Linked DNA regions of Homo sapiens: region 1 is linked to region 2. A link is a contact called in ENCODE POLR2A ChIA-PET data. All regions are on one chromosome and are shown on one strand. Each heading gives the region's core, a stretch centred on a gene start or an enhancer-like site at or near the end of the contact. The rest is flanking DNA. Distances are from core to core; before and after follow the strand shown. Region 1 holds the start of UBTF (upstream binding transcription factor). Region 2 overlaps WIPF2 (WAS/WASL interacting protein family member 2).

Region 1 (5,427 bases), core at 2,263-4,762, 3.9 Mb before region 2:
CTTAATCACTTAAGACCTCCTGTCTTGGTCTCCCAAAGTGCTGGGATTACAGGTGTGAGCCAGTGCGCCTAGCCCACCATGCCTCACTTTTAGCGCAGTGTGATCCTACACAAATTGCCCTGTGTATATTCCAAGGGACGATCTGGGTTTGTAGGGCCAGAAACACGTGCAGTTCTGGGGTAGCGGGGAGGTGGTCGGTGGCTCTTTTAACAAAAAAATACCAAATGATGAAAACAAAATTAAGTTCAGGGCCTTGGGCAGGTCCTGCAAGTTAGGGGCCTAGAAGCTGAAATTTCATTAACATCTACTAGTGGTAAATCCGCTTCTCCTACATGCCAGTGCCCTCTGGGAAAAAAAAAAAAAAAAAACAGGACACACCAGATCTTGACAGGGCTTCCTCCCTGTTGGTGAAACCTGATAGAAGTGGGATGTGGAAGTCCTGGGAAAGCAATCTCATTTCTCCCAGGAGACAAGAGGAATTACAGCAGCAGCGAGGCAGGCCGAGTGAAGGAGAAGGCTGCGTGCCAGGGGAGAGTCGAAAGGGGCTGGGTGACCCAGCTGGCCGAGATGCGGGCAGTAGAGCGTCGGTGTGGGAGACTGGCAGCCTGAGAGCCAGGAGCAATGGCGCTGCCCCAGGAGCGGTGGCTGGAGGCTGGGCCCGTTGGAAGCAGGCTTCCTTCAGATGGTCTTCTGGCTCCCTGCGTCCTGTCCTGATAACCTTTCCTCTGAAAAGGGGAGGCAAAGACAGTCAACCACGGCCGTGGCAGTGGGAGAGTGGGTGGTGGACCCTGTCCAGGCCTTTCATCCCCGGCCTGCAGGACAGTGAACCAAGGGACGTCTTGTCGGAGGCTGCCCCGCTGCCACCCGGGGCAGCGAGAACCGGGTGCTGGGCTCCCCTCGCGGCTGCCCGCCGCCGCCGGGGGGCAGCGCCTGCGGCCTGCTTTCCTAGGGATGGCCGAGGCTTTTTGACAAGCTGATTGCGTGGCGGGGATTGGCTGGTCCGGGTGTGACGCCGGTAACAACAAAGGTGGAGTTGGAAGAAATTAGATTAAAGGAGAGGAAAAAAATTAAAGGGGGAGCTGGCATAGGACAGGAGGTAGAGACCGAGGGAGAGATGCGCCAAGCGGTGTCTCCCGGTTCCAACTCCCCCCACACCCGCCTCGACCCTAGAAGATCCCTCGCGCAAACCCACTGGGATTTTGCTCTTTCCCCTACCCCGGCCCAGTGACCGACGCCGGGGTAGCTGCTGCTTCTTGAAAAATCCCCGCAACTCCCACCCCGACACCCGTCACTACGACCCAGGGGGAGAACTTTTTGCTCGGACTCCTCGGATCCTAAACCCAGCGAAACGGGACATTGAGAAGCTTGTCCTAAAACCCGGAAGGCCCTTGCGGAGCATGGAGATCGGATAAGGCGGGGTGCTCCCCCGGTTTTCCGATGTGTTGCAAATCTAAGAGCTTCTTTCTCGCTTTTTTTTTCCCTGTAACTACCCCCCCCCCCTTTTGCTTCAGGGTTGCAAAAGCAAAGAGCAATTAAAAAAAAAAAACCGCGCACACACTCAGACACACACCAGTGGCGACAGGGGAGAGTTGGAAAGACGCAGGAGAGAAGCAGGAGGCAGGAGGCAGCGGGGATGGAGCAATGGGAGCGGGAAGCAGGCAGGTTTCCTTGCAAATCCCCCTCCGGCCTCACGCCGTCTCGCCGGCCCCGGCAGGGGAGCGAGGACCCCGGCGAACAGATGGAGGAGTGGAGCTCGCTCTAGGCAGCTGGGCTTGGCCGGAGAATGGAGGAGCCACCAAGCGACCGGCTGATTGGAAGAGAAACGCAGAGCGATGGAGGCGGGGTAGGAGGACGATTTCTCTGCGGGGACTGGCGGCGGCGTACACGCCCGGGTCGGGCGCTGCAGAGCTTGGCTGGCTTTCAACCCGCGCTCGCCGGCTCCAGCCCCGCGCGCCCCCACCCCTAGCCCTCCCGGCGGCTCCGCAGGTGAGTGCGAGCTGGGGGCAGAAATATCCAAAAGTCTCAACATGCCCGCCCTGCAAAAAGAAAAAAAAAAGACGAAAACCATTTTTCTTTAAAAAAAAAAAATTTTTTTTGTGCAACCCCTAGAGCAGTGGGAGGGAAGGGGTGAGGCTGAGCCGCCCGGAGGAGGCGGAGGGGCCAGGCGAGGCCGGGGTGGCCCGGGAGGCGGCGGCGCCGAGGCGGCTCTGACGGGCAAGCGCTCGGAGCGGCGCTGCGCTGCGCCGAGGCGGGCGGGCGGGCGGGCGGAGCGGGGCGGGCGGAGCGCGGCGCGTGGGGCTCGCCATTAGCCGTCGCTCCGCTTCGCCATCTCGGGCTTTGTCTGGCGACTCGCTGCCCCGGCGTCGGCTGCAGCGGAGCTGCGGCTCGACTGTTCGGCCCGCCGTGCTCCCAGGTGCCCCCGGCCTGCGCTCCCATCCACACGCTCGGTAAGTGAGCCCGGGAGCCGCGGATTTCGGGGGAGAGGGGTTGCTACGAGTGGCGGCGGCGCCGATCTTCATGCGCCCGGGCAGGCCTGGAGAACCATGCCGGGCTGGATTGAACCGGCTCCCACAGCGGCCCCTCCGCCGGAGCCCGTCGTTCCCTTGCCGTTTCCGGGGTGTAAAGAGCAACGGGGATTTTTTTTTTTTAATGCAGAGGTTTTAGTTTTCGGGTTTTTTTTTAAGTTTCGTATGTGCCGTTCGGCAAGGAGAGGACCGCGAGGTAGGCACCGAAGCTGGACGCCGCGATCGGCGTGCGTGCGCCCCAAACCAGCGGCCACGCTCCGGGGGATGAGGGTGGGCGCGGACCGCTCGCTCCGGGAGGCGGGAGAGAGCTGGCCTGGAAGCCCTAGTCTGAGCTGGGAGAACTTGGGGGAGAGCTCCGGAGCAGGGCTGTGGGCGCCCCCCGAGCCTCCCCGGACGCCGGGGGCACCTCCGGGCACCCTCTCCGCGGCCGCACCTCGGCCCTCCCTCGCCGGCGAAGCCTGCTAGTTCCCCCGCGGGTCTGGCGAGGTCGCTCTCGGCGCCCGCCCGCCCGCCTAGGCTCCGAGCCCCGCCGCCATCCGGGCGGCTGCGTGTCTCCCTGCCCCGGCCCCCCCCCCCTTCCCCGGCGGCGGCAGCAGCAGCAGCAGCAGCCGCCGCCGCCGCCAGCACCACCACCACCACCCCCCTCCCCTCCTTCCTTCCCTCCGCCTCGGCCGCCCGGGTCCCCCCAGCTCCCGCCCCTCCTCCCAGCTGCCCCCCGCGGAGCCCGCCCGGGCAGGCTGTGGGAGGGAGCGGAGCCGGCGAGGCGGGCGGGCTGGCGCTCGCTCCCCGGGGGTCGGTGTGCGCTCTACGGGGAAGGACGCGCTCGCTGCCCCGCTTCTCCCGCCCCCCCTCCCGCTCCTCCTCCTCCCTTCTCCCTCCTCCTCCCCGCTCCGGCGGCTGAGGCTGCGGCGGCGGCGGGGGGTGTGCGAGCTGAGGCCGGGGCCGGCGGCGGGCGGGCTGCCTGCAGGCGGAGGGCGCTGTGCTTTGTGCTTTTCGCCGCGAGGAGCAGCAGGCAGCAGCCACAGCCGCCGCCGCCGCCGCCGCCGCCACAGCAGCAGCAGCCGCCGCCCCAGCGCCGCCGCCTCGCCCGGAGGAGGAGCCGCTGCCGCCGCGGGAGGGAGCTGCGGCTGTGCCCGGCCGAGCGGGGGAGGGCGCCGCCACTCAGAGCCAGGGAGGGAGCCGCTGGAGCGGGAAGCCCGGAGGCCGCGCTGCGCCGGGTAACCGAGGCGGCTGAGGACGCGCGCTGGGGTCGGGGCCGGACGGCGGGAGCGAACCGCGGGGTGCGGTGGGCGCCCAGCGGGGACCCGAAGCGACCACCGAGCAGGCGACCGGGCGCGAGCAGACCAGGGCACTTGGGAGGACGCCGAGAGCCGGGGGAGGGGAAGGCAGGAAGCGAGGCCTGAGCCGAGCCCCGGCCGCTGGCGGAGGAGCCCGCGCTTCTCGGAGCCGGCAGGCGCAGTTCTCCCCGGCCGCCGGAGGGGGCGGCGGGGCCGGTGAGCGCTGCGCCCCCGCCTCCCGGCCGCCGTCCTCCCGCCCTCTCCTTGGCTCGGCTCCCCGGAGGCCGGGGCGGGGGCGCCGGCGGGGCTGGGCCGCAGGCTCGGGGGAGGAGGCGGCGGTTCCCGCCGCGGTCGCGCCTCTGTGCCGGGCTCCTCCGTGCGCGTCGGGGTGGCTGGGCGGTGGCGGCGCCTCTGGCCGGGGTGGGTGGCTCGGGGGCGGGGGGCAGGCTAGGCCGCTTCTCTCCGGCTGCTTGCCCGCCTGTGCGGGCGGGGACGGCGAAGGGAGCCCGGGAGGGGGGAGCGGCGGGAATCCGGATCCGGTCCCCGGGGGCGGTGCGGCCGCTCCGCTCCGGGGCTGGCGGCGGCTGCGCTGCGTCCGGGTCCCCGCCGGGTTGCGGAGGCGGGGGGAACCGGCCGGGGGGAGGCGGGAGGAGGAGACTGGGGCGCGTGCCCGCTTCCGTGGCCGCGCGCGCCCTTTACCCGCCCTTCCTCTTCCCCCGCCCTCCAGCCTGGGGCCTCCCCGGGGCGGGCGCTCCGAGGAGGAGGAGATTTTTTCTTTTTTTTTTTTTTTGGCTGGGGTTGGGAAGCGGGGCGGAGGGCGGGCGCTCGCTGCACGCGGGAGCTAGGAGCAGGCCCTCGCGTGGCCAGGGGAGGGCGCGCGCCGCGGAGCCGGGCTGCAGGGGCTGGGGGAGGGGGTCACGAGGAAGAGGAGGGGCGCACTCCCATTCCCATAGACCCCTTAAGTCTAATAAGGTCATGGCTGAGTCTCTCAGAGTGTGGACCTGCCCCCTTCTACTCTGGGCGGTTAGAAAGTCGTTAGTCGTTCACCTCTCAGCCTTCCTGAGTGGGAACTGGTATGTCTTCCAAAGGGTGAGGTGGCTTTGACCCCGGGTTGCCCGGCCAGCACGACCGAGGAGGTGGCTGGACAGCTGGAGGATGAACGGAGAAGCCGACTGCCCCACAGACCTGGAAATGGCCGCCCCCAAAGGCCAAGGTAGGGGCATCCACCCCCGGCCCTCTGAAACTTAAACCCTCTTTCCCTCGTGGCTGCGGGGCTCACTCCCTTCTTCAAGGGCTTTTTCAGTCTGCATACACTGAACTGGGGGAGAAAGTGCCTTGAGTATTTATGAATCAAGCATCTCCCACACTTGGGGTTTGGCTGAATCCAAATTATTTGGCCTGGAGTGGCTCACCTCCCCTCTCTCCCTGTCCCTCACCCTCTGTGTTAGAGGAGGCCTGCCTTCTGGGGTTCCCATTCAGCCTGAAGTGTGTCCCAGCCCAGTGTCCTGGAATGGGAGGAAGGATGAGTGTAGAGGAAGGGTCAGGAAGGGGTTGGGGAAGGCTTCTCAGGCTTTTTAGGAAGACCATGAGGCTTTTGTAGAGGCAGGTGGAGAAAAGGGCTGTTT
Region 2 (5,481 bases), core at 2,084-4,583:
TACCATTAATCCACACATCATGGGGAGGGAATTATGACCCCTTAATTTTAAAATCTTTTATGGCGAAACACTAGGGTTTCAGGGCCAGGGAAGACAGCTATATAGAAGAGGCAAGCTGAGTTTTTAATGAAAAATATAAATTAGCGCAGTAATTTGAAGGCCAGCTTCCAAAGCCAATAATTCATCTAAGCCTCAGGTTCCTTTAGAGGCCAGAACCCAATTCTAGGTGATGGTAAACATTTATCTTTTACCCCTCAGTAACAAACAAAATAGAGCCATAAAGCCTAGAAAGAGGGAAGCAACAATATTACGATCATCAGTGAATTGGTACCTAGTTCATGAAGAGAGCCAATATTGAGTGCTTAAGTGTATGCCAGGGGCTGTGCTCAGTATTTTACCTACATCACCTTATTAATCTTCACAAGCACCCCCATGAACCTGGTGTTATTTCACTTTACAAATGAGGGAACTACAGTAGAGGGGAGTTGAGTAAACTTGCCCAAGGTCACACAACTAGTAAGTGGAAGAGCTAGAATTTGAACTCTGAACTCTGACAGAAAATCAAACTCTTGACCACTTTATCATAGGGGGATGATTAGACAGATTCAGGTTCTAAACAGGAAGAGATGGTGGAGTACATTTCGTGAAGGCTTTTTAGCAGCTGAAAACTACAAAAGTGAAGAGAATGGGCTGCCATGAATGGAGAAAGTTACCACACAATGGAAGCTTTTTTTTTTTTTATTTTTGAGACAAGTCTCATTTTATCACCCAGGCTTGAGTGCCGTGCCATGATCTCGGCTCACTGCAATCTCCACCACCTGGGTTCAAGCCATTCTCCTGCCTCAGCCTCCTGAGTAGCCGGGACTACAGGCACGCGTCACCACGCCTGGCTAATATTTGAATTTTTAGTAGAGGGGTTTCACCATGTTGGCCAGGTTGGTCTCAAACTCCTGACTTCATGATCCACCCACCTCAGCCTCCCACAGTGCTGGGATTACAGGCATGAACCACCGCTCTTGGCCACAGTGGAAGCTTTTAAAAGGACTAGATGGTATTTCTGATGTCTTAGTAGGATAGTAGAACTCAGGAAGCAACCTTCACTGTTCGTATTTTTATAACATGGGCACCTAAGAATTGCCCTTAATAACCTGAAATGGTAATGTGTGCCCAGCCAGCTGTAAGGGGTGGTTATGGTAAACAACCTAGGAAGCTATGAGTACTTAGCATGCATATTGGAACCTATGAAAACACCAGGAAATGGCTGGGTGCGGTGGCTCACGCCTGTAATCCCAGCACTTTGGGAGGCTGAGGCGGGTGGATCACGAGGTCAGGAAATCGAGACCATCCTGGCTAACACGGTGAAACCCCGTCTCTACTAAAATACAAAAAAATTAGCCAGGCGTGGTGGCGGGTGCCTATAGTCCCAGCCACTCAGAAGGCTGCGGCGGGAGAATGGTGTGAACCCGGGAGGTGGAGCTTGCAGTGAGTGGAGATCACGCCACGCCACTGCACTCCGGCCTGGGCGACAAAGCGAGACTCCGCCTCAAAAAAAAAAGAAAAGAAGACACTAGGAAACATAGCAGTGGCCCAAGAAAAGCCTACAGGTGTAAATGACCACTGTGGAAGCAGGCAAATAATCACAGAATGTCAGGACTGAAAGGTTATCTACTTGAAGCTTTTCCTTTGCACTAATAATGATCCTCCAGTAACGTGATGCGTACACATCATATTGTTTCTTGCTTCTGTGCCTTTGTTTTTGCTGTTTCCTCTGTCTGGAATGCCACTAACCATCCATCTTCCCTGGCTAACTCCCATAAAGCCTTTTAATATCCTGCATAGGTTTCTCCTGGTAGCTATCCTGAAGTCTACTAAACTATGAGTTCCTTGGAGTCAAAGACCATGTCTTAGCCTTGCACAGTGGCATGCATCTGTAATTCCAGCTACTCGGGAGGCTGAGGTGGGAGGATCCCTTGAGCCCAGTTTGAGGACAGCCTGGACAACATAGGGAGACCCATTTCCAAGTTGGAAAAAAAAAAAAAAGACTTTTTATTTGGAGTCTCGCTCTGTCGCCCAGGCTGGAGTGCAGTGGCACAATCTCAGCTCACTGCAACCTCCACCCAACCGGGTTCAAGCAACTCTCCTGCCTCAGCCTCCTGAGTAGCTGGGATTACAGGCGCCCATAATTTTAGTAGACGGGGTTTCACCATATTGGACAGACTGGTCTCAAACTCCTGACCTCAGGTGATCCACCTGCCTCAGCCTCCCAAAGTGCTGGGATTACAGGCGTGAGCCACCGCGCCCGGCAAAAACAGACTTTTCATCTTCATATTGTAGATGCCTGGTACAGAGTAAAGTGTACAATAAGAGCTTGCTGAATGAAGGAATGGAAAGGACATTCTTGCCAAGTGGACATCCACCCTTTGCATAAACACTTGTGGCTGGAGAGCATACAGTCTTTTAAGTCTCACACCCCTAAGCCTAGGAATGGAGAATGAATTCAATTATGTGTGAAAATGATCCAGACTGGGCTCCAGTGATGTCAGAGGCAAAGCATTTCCCCAGTTGTCCTCTGGGGCAGTCAGAATCCTGAGGCTGACATATTTCTAGTTCTAATTCATTTTCCATAGTTCCTTTACCTCTCTTTGCAGAGTACTAGGAAGTTGGAGACAGGCAGCTTTCTTCCAGTGGGTCGTTTAGTTCATGGTTAGATTGGGTTGGGAAATACTTAAGAGGTACATTCATGGCAAGCAGCTCTGCCTCAGTAATGGAAGGAAAACTAGTGTCCTTATCACCTGCTAACTCATACACAGTATCATGGAGAAGGAATCAAATCACACTGGAAGAACCTGTCTGGCATCCTTTTGTGTGACTGTGTGTGTAGACACACACACACACACACACACACACACTAGCAATACCATCACAAGAAGACAGAATGAATTATAGGGTTAGGAAGTCGAAGGTCATTTAGGCAAGCTCCATTTGCAGGCTATTTCAAGTCAGGAGGAACAATTCAATCAATAAATAGGTAGTTTATTAACCATATTAATAACAATGATGGGTCAAATAATCGGAGATTCAGCCCATCTGGGAAGTACGGATGAAAATGAAAGGAGTCCTTTTTTTTCTTCCCCTCCCTCCCTCATCCTCATAGGTTTTTATATCTAAATTATGTGAGAGTGATTCATACACACACCCATTATGAATCAGTAAGAGAAATAACTTCAAGACCTTTGCTAGTGATGAAAGTGCAAGTTAAGCTCATTAAGCCTTAGTGGTTATGATGTCAGCTGACCACAGTAAGGAGAGAATGTCTGGTTGAATTTTTACACCTAAAGTCAAAGTTCAAGAAAACCAGCTAAGATTCAGCTTAAAAAGCAGTGACGAAAAACAGCCAACACCCACATAAAAACAGATACACACATTCTGTATGCTTTGTCCCCACCCTTCTTTTCTTTAGCCTCAATCTGAGAATCTGCCATGCAACACAGGTAGAAAGAATTATAAGAGATTCAAGGAAAAGGTCACAAGGCCAGGAAGCCTCCTAGGTTCCCTGAAATCGTGGGCAAAGGGGAGTTAGGTGGAAATATAAAATAAGGACTGGCTGGGTGCGGTGGCTCATGCCTGTAATCCCAGCACTTTGAGAAGCTGAGGTGGGACAATCACTTAAGCCCAGGAATTTGAGACCAGTCTGGGCAACATAGGGAGACCCTGTCTTTACAAAAAAATTTTCAAAATTAGCCAGGCATAGTGGTACACACCTGTGGTCCCAGCTACACGGGAGGCTGAGGTGGGAGGATCACTTGAGCTTGAGAGTTGGAGGCTGCGGTGAGCTATGATCACACCACTGCACTCCAGCCTGGATGACAGCAACATCCTGTCTCAAAAAAAAATAATAATAATAATAAAATAAGGACCATCAGAATCTCCCAGGAAGGGTAACTAGAACTCTAGAATTTTTTTTTTTTTTTTTTTTTTTTTTTTTTTTTTTTTTTAGTGCAGTGGCATGATCTCAGCTCAGTGCAACCTCCGCCTCCTGGGTTCAAGTGATTTTCCTGCCTCGGCCTCCCGAGTAGCTGGGACTACAGGCATGCGCCATGACACCGGTTAATTTTTGTATTTTCAGTAGAGACGGGGTTTCACCATGTTGGCCAAGCTGGTCTTGAACTCCTGACCTCAAATGATCCACCCGCCTTGGCCTCCCAAAGTGCTGGGATTACAGACATGAGCCATCGCGCCCAGCCAACTAGAACTGTAATTTTCAAAATACAGCTGGAGAGGAGGAGAGAAGACCCTCAGAAAGCTATAGATGAGTCTGCCCAATTCAGTAGATCTACTTTTTCAAGGGACCTGGAATCAAACCACTACACTTACCCAAATTATGAGGCAAAGGTTTTCTCCCCTCTCTGTGCCACCACCTGAGGCGGTATTCCAGACAAGAGTACACAATTTTCACTTTTTGTTTTTAAGCAAGGTTTTAATTAAGCTGCATGGCATCCAGAAGAGAGAAATGTACCAAAGAATCCAACCTGAGACCAGATTATACATTTTAGAGGGGGGAAAAAATCAATGCTATTTGGGAGAGGGAGCACTGTAATCAGAATATAACTCCAAAATAAATCATACAATAAATTATTTTCTAAAAGAAATTGATCCACATGCAGACAGATGAACACACACACGCACACGCGTGCGCACGCACACGTGTCATTCTAGTCATTTATTCAGTGTTGACTGTGACTTCCATGGAGGGCACCATGAGAAAGGAAAAGATTAGACATGTGAAAAGAAGGCTAGGCCCCATCTTGCCACCAGTGGAATGAGATTTAAGACCACTAGAGAAGGAACCCACTAAATTGCCAGAAACAAGAGTAGAAAGAAACAGCAGTTATCAAGGAAGATTTTAATTGCTTCAAAGAGGGAAAGGAAGAAAGCACAGAAATCTAATGCAAGTAAAGGCACAATGAATGTGGAGTTGAATGGAACCAAACCCTTCCTTCGGTTAAAGTTATCCTTTTTTTTTTTTTTTTTTTTTTTGCGTGTGGTTTTGATGGTGGTTGTAGTTTTGTTTCGTTTTGTTTTTAAGAGATGAGTCTTGAAGGCAGAGTTGTAATGGCCCTCCTCTCTCCCCTCCCATTCCCGAAATTAGGGTAGCTTAACAGAAAGCCACCTTGACCACATGGCCAGGGACTGAGATTCAATGGGGAAAGAAAGACTGTAGCTGGAATGTGAAGAATTTGATTTGCAGTTGATTGCAGGTTGGGTTTCCGGAAGGGCAGACAGCTCAATGTAGTGCCATCATAGGGCCTCAGATGCCCACACTCCACCCCCAGAGCTTCACAAAATGGAAGGACCCTGGAGTCACCCTTCTCCCCCACCCCCATAAGCACTCAGCCTACAGATTATTTCAAGTGATCAGGAGAATTAAAACACACCCCAACCCTGAGTTGCTCTTTAGCAAGTCTATTTACAATTTTTTTC

Evidence for each region. ChIA-PET counts read pairs that join two places held with the same protein, here RNA polymerase II (POLR2A).
Region 1: POLR2A ChIA-PET joins it to region 2 with 10 read pairs in Caco-2. The contact joins the promoter of UBTF here to the enhancer-like site in region 2. POLR2A ChIA-PET finds 5 or more read pairs at or near these places in 2 of 52 experiments (Caco-2 and MCF 10A).

What each region holds. Positions count from the first base shown.
Region 1 is chr17:44,217,760-44,223,186 of GRCh38, reverse strand. UBTF (upstream binding transcription factor) reads left to right here and starts at 3,512. Exons shown (of 21, transcript NM_014233.4): 1 at 3,512-3,742; 2 at 4,891-5,015. The coding sequence starts at 4,958. It overlaps ATXN7L3-AS1 (ATXN7L3 antisense RNA 1), which reads right to left. Exons shown (of 2, transcript NR_184071.1): 2 at 1-725. RefSeq lists silencers at 2,076-2,295, 2,806-3,495, 3,622-3,786, 3,546-4,565, 4,616-4,785 and 1 more and an enhancer at 757-1,361.
Region 2 is chr17:40,281,668-40,287,148 of GRCh38, reverse strand. It overlaps WIPF2 (WAS/WASL interacting protein family member 2), which reads right to left. Exons shown (of 8, transcript NM_133264.5): 8 at 3,013-5,481. Among named protein-coding and RNA genes, the nearest start is that of CDC6, 3.5 kb to the left of the region's middle. RefSeq lists enhancers at 4,232-5,166, 5,167-5,481. Within about 2 kb of position 3,333, at least 10 of the 41 ENCODE cell types and tissues checked have a DNase peak (open chromatin) inside an H3K27ac peak, as active enhancers do.